2 separate regions of the Homo sapiens genome follow, and region 1 is linked to region 2. A link is an interaction called in ENCODE POLR2A ChIA-PET data of the cell type or tissue named here. Cell type or tissue: HepG2. All regions are shown on one strand. Region 1 overlaps BIRC6 (baculoviral IAP repeat containing 6). Region 2 overlaps BIRC6 (baculoviral IAP repeat containing 6).

What was found. Peaks named below come from ENCODE experiments on the same cell type or tissue, not always from the same donor. Only the 100,000 strongest peaks of a DNase experiment are listed, where the experiment ranks them.
Region 1: POLR2A ChIA-PET joins it to region 2 with 6 read pairs; 2 of 35 experiments call an interaction of 5 or more read pairs at or near these places.

What each region holds. Positions count from the first base shown.
Region 1 is chr2:32,473,677-32,476,176 of GRCh38, forward strand. The region is part of intron 33 of BIRC6 (baculoviral IAP repeat containing 6); the gene reads left to right. Among named protein-coding and RNA genes, the nearest start is that of MIR558, 57 kb to the right of the region's middle. In HepG2, no CTCF peak of the experiment used is centred here; no DNase peak of the experiment used is centred here.
Region 2 is chr2:32,570,862-32,573,361 of GRCh38, forward strand. The region is part of intron 65 of BIRC6 (baculoviral IAP repeat containing 6); the gene reads left to right. The region is part of intron 1 of BIRC6-AS2 (BIRC6 antisense RNA 2); the gene reads right to left. Among named protein-coding and RNA genes, the nearest start is that of BIRC6-AS2, 2.7 kb to the right of the region's middle. In HepG2, no CTCF peak of the experiment used is centred here; a DNase peak (open chromatin) is centred at 1,350.

The sequences.
Region 1 (2,500 bases), 97 kb before region 2:
TCTTTTTCCATGTCTTTTTTCTCCTTTTTCGTGTGTGTGTGTGTGTGTGTGTGTGTGTGTGTGTGTGTGTGTGTATTTTTTTTTTTTTTTTTTTGAGACAGGGTCTCATTCTATTACCTAGGTTGGAGTGCAGTGGAACAATCATAGTTCACTGCAGTCTCCAAATTCCTGGGCTCAAGCAGTCCTCCCGCCTTAGCTTTCCGAGTAGCTGGGATTACAGCTGTGTGCCACAGTGCCAGGCTAATTTGTAAATTGTTTCTTGTAGAGATGGGGTCTCGCTTTGTTGCCCAGGCTGCTCTCAAACTCCTGGCTCTGGCGATTCTTCTACTTTGGCCTCCCAAAGTGTTGGGATTATAGGTCTGAGCCACTGTGTCCGGCCACACAATATTTTTATTATTGCTTTAAGATGTAAGAAGATTCTATATGAAAATCCTTAGCTCTGGCATGTTGTGAAAGCTTTGGGCTTTTCAAATTTTTTGTTTTGTTTTTTATATTTAAAAAATTTTTTGATTTATGGGGCTTTTTTTTAAAGGTAGACTTGGCAATACGTTTTTTATTTTTCACTTCTAAGTTTTTCAGCTATGAGCTAGTTCAATCCTTTGCAGGAAAAATGAGAAGCATTTTCCTCAATTACCTTTTCTTTTTGAGACCTTTAACCAATTTTAGGTAGTAGTAATTTGTATCTTTTAATGTTTATACTCAGTGCATTTAATTAGGATACAAAACAAAACCTAGTGTGTCTCTGAGTGAATATTTGTCTGTAAAATATCATTATTTGATTCTTCATTATGAATGACAGTATTGGGACAGTTGGCAAAACTTAAAAGGTGCCTTGAGGGATAATTGGTGGTCAGGTGTCAGTATTACTTCTCTCATTTTGATGGTTGTAACTGTGATTTGTAGAAGGTTTTTATTTCTAGGAATTATAAACGAAAGTAATCAGGGCGATTAGTCATCAGGTTACTAACTTACTGCCAAATGGCTTAGTGAAAACTAGTTGTATTTGTACAATAATTAAAACTGGCTGTTTCAGAAAAAATTAAAAATGATTTTTTTCTTGATTATATTTCTTGCATACGTTAATGGTAGAACTTTGGAAATTATTTTCTGAAAATACTGATTTGTAGAAATTCTCAGTTAACGTTTTAAAAATTATGTGTACATGCTAGTTTTAATTTAGGATAGAGTTTTTTTCATCTATGGAGATAACAGCCAAGTGGATTTTTAAAAATAACGTTAGTGATGTTTTTTTTCCTGATACCAAAAACAGGTGTCAGGCAGGGCTCACTTTGGGAGGTTGAGGCGGGTGGATCAGTTGGCACCAGGAGTTCAAGACCGGCCTGGCCAATGTGGTGGCGTGTGCCTGTAGTCCCAGTTACTCAGGAGGATGAGGCAGGAGAATCCTTAAATCTGGGAGGCAGAGGTTGCAGTGAGCTGATATCACACCACTAGTCCAGCCTGGGTGACACAGCAAGACTATCTTAAAAAAAAAAAAAAAAAAAAAGTGTCAATAGTAGTAATTTAGAAAGTGTTCTCTGAGAAGGAAGACTTAATAAGCTGCTAACTCAATTATTATTCATTTATAATTGTGGCTATACCTTTCTAGTACTTTATATTTAAAGTAACTTTCTGTGTACATGCTGTATGGAGAACACAGTCACCAGATTGTAAGGTCTTTATGAACAGAGAGTTTTTTCTCTTCTTTGGTCTGTTTGTTCATTGTTGTCGACTGCTGATTGCTGTTGTTTAGGGATGGGGGAGATAGGATAGGAGGGAAGTGTGGATATACTTATAAAAGGATATGAGGGAACCTTGTGGTGGCATTTTTTGGTATTGACTGTTGTGGATACATGAACTAACACATGTAGAAGTGTATCCAACTAAATACGTACACAGACAAACACAAATGAGTGCAACTAAAAATGGAAAAATAAGGTTGGCAAATTCTGTCAATGTCAATACCTTGTGATATTATCCTATAGTTTTTGCAAAATATCATTAGAGAAAATTGGGTAAAGTGTACAAGAGATTTCTGTATTATTTCTTAATTTATTTATATATAGCTTAATTATTTCTTAAGCTACATTGTAGCAAAAAACTACAATGATCTCAATCCAAATTTTAATAAAAAATATAGACATACCAAAATGTGTACTACTCTTGAGATTTCCATAAAAACAAAGCTAAGAAATATTAAGCAATAAAATATTTTTCTCATTTATTTAATTAAAAGTAAATTTTTTTCTCTCTATTAAAAAATATATATCGCTCGATTATGTTAGTGGCTTATATAAGAAAGTCTTCCAGTTATTTCTTACTCCCATGGGTAAGGGAGATTTTAATGAAAACAGGGAGAGATCTCAAAGTCAGGATTTGAAATGATTTTTTAAAAAATTATCATCACAGTTAAAATTATACTACATCTTTCAAGATAATGTGCATTCCATTAGTTTGATGTATGAATTCTGTGAGGAGTATAATAATTTTTTTGTTTTTAACG
Region 2 (2,500 bases):
ATCGTAGCCCACTTTAGCCTCAAACTCCTGGTCTCAAGCAGTCCTCCCACCTTAGCCTCCCAAGTAGCTGGGAATACAGGTTTTTGCCATCACATCTGGCTTATTTTATTTTATTTTATTTTATTTTTGTGGAGACAGGTTTTCTTGCTCTTTTGACCTTGCTTGTCTCGATCTCTTGGTCTCAAGTGATCCTCCTGCCTCAGCCTCCCAAAATGTTGGGATTACAGGTGTGAACCACCATGCCATTATTGTATTATCTTTTTGATGTGCTGTTGGATTTGATTTACTTGTTTTTTGTTTTGGATTTTTGTGTCTGACTTTATTAGGGATATTGGTCTTTAGTTTTCTGCTTTTATTATATCTTTGCCTGGTTTTGGTATCAGCATATTACCGGCCTCATAAAATGAGTTAGAGAGAATAAACTCCTCCTTAATTTTTTTAGTTTTGGGAGGACTTGTATCAGTATGTTGTTTTTATATTTGGTAGAATTTGGCTGTGAATTCATGTGGTCCTGGGCTTTTTTTTTTTTTTTTTTTTTTTTGTTGGGAGATGTTTTATTATGATTGAATCTCACTGCTTGTTATTAGTTTGTTTAGAAATTCAGTTTGTTTCTTGTTCAATCTCAGGAGGTTGTATGTTTCCAGGAATTTACTTGTTTCCTCTAGGTTTTCTAGGTTGAGTGTAGAGTTGATCATAATAGTCCCTGATCTTTTGTATTTCTGTAGTATCAGTTGTATTCCTTTTTCATTTCTGATTCTGTTTATTTGGATCTTCTCTCTTCTTGGTTAGTCTAGCTAATAGTTTATCAGTTTTGTTTATCTTTTCGAAAACCAGCTTTTCAGTTTGCTGATGCTTTGTATATTTTTGTTGTGGGGGGCTGTATTTCATTTAGTTCTGTGTTATTCTAACTTTGGGTGTGGATTGTTCTTACTTTTCTAGTTCCTTGAGGTACATGTAAGATTGTTGATTTGTTACCCACTTTCTGATGCAGGCTTTTAAGGCTATACACTTCTCTCTCTTTGCACTGCATTTGCTATATCCCACAGTTTTTCTGATGTTGCGTTTCATTTTCATTCATTTCAAAAAATTTTTAAATTTGCCTTAATTTCTTTGTTGACCCAGTGATCATTCAGTATCATGCTGTTTAATTTCCATGTATTTGTACTGCTTCCAATGTTCCTGTTGGTATTGTTTTCTAGCTTTATTCCACTGTGGTCTTGAGAAGATACTTGATATGATTTCGATTTTCAAAAATTTTGTTAAGACTCCTTTTATGGACTAACGTGGTCTGTCTAGGAGAATGTTTCATGTGTTGGTGAAAGGAATGTATATACTGTCATTGTTGAGTAGACTGTCCTACGTCTGTTAAGTCCATTTAGTCCAAAGTCCAATTTAAGTCCAATGTTTTCTTTGTTAATTTTCTGTCTCAATTATCTTTCTAGTGCTGTGAGTTGGGTGTTGAAGTCTCCCACTATTATTGTATTACTGTGAATGTTATTGTTTGATTATGGTATTACTGGTAGATCATTTCCAGCTTTCCCTATTGAAAACAGTATTGTATTGAACATTTCTTTGTAGGGTAGACAGTAACAAGTGCTATTATTGAGTCATAGAATATAGGCATTTAAAATTTTAATAGATAATGCCAGTTGGCTATACCTGTTTGCGCTTTTACCTATATGTGAGTCTAGCTTTTCCACATCCTCACAAGTACTGACATTGTGTTTTATGCCTATCAGTTAGTAACTTTTGGATATAATTTTGATTTTCCTGAATAACATAGTATCTTATAATACTATAAAATTATAGTAAGTAGGATGTTGTGACATTGTTCATGGGTTGGAAAATGGGCTTTCATACTCAAGTATATGTGGAAACAAGGGGAAACAAGGAAAGAATGGCAGTCATACTACCCTGTCCTCTGCATCATCACTGGAAGGTGTAAAATGACCTTCTCTTCCATCACTTTGAACGTCACTCCAAGTAGCCTCACTGTCATTAAGCTCTGATAGTCTCTATTTTACATCAGTTGTAGAGATCTCTTTCACATCAGTTACCATACAAAGTACAGGATGCTAGGTGATGCCACATCCTGTTACAACTTAATCCCCATATAGCTCTGTGGGCACTGAGGCAATTCCTACCTCTAGTTGGACTCCCACAATTCTCCTCCCCTGCTTTAGTTTTCTATATAGCATTCAGAATACTTACTAGCTTCTGAAAAGAATGTAACTCATGTCCTTCGCCTAGAATGTTAGATACTTGATGGTAGAGATTTTTGTTTGTTTTCTTTACTGCTTATTCCCAGCCTGTCCAGCAACAGGTTTTCAGTAAATGTTTTTTGTTTGTTTGTTTTTGAGACTGTCTTGCTCTGTCACCCAGGCCGGAGTGCAGTATGTGGTCTCAGCTCACTGCAGCCTCCGCCTCTTGAGTTCAAGCGATTCTCCTGCCTCAGTCTCCTGAGTAGCTGGGATTACAGACCTGTGCCGCCATGCCTAGC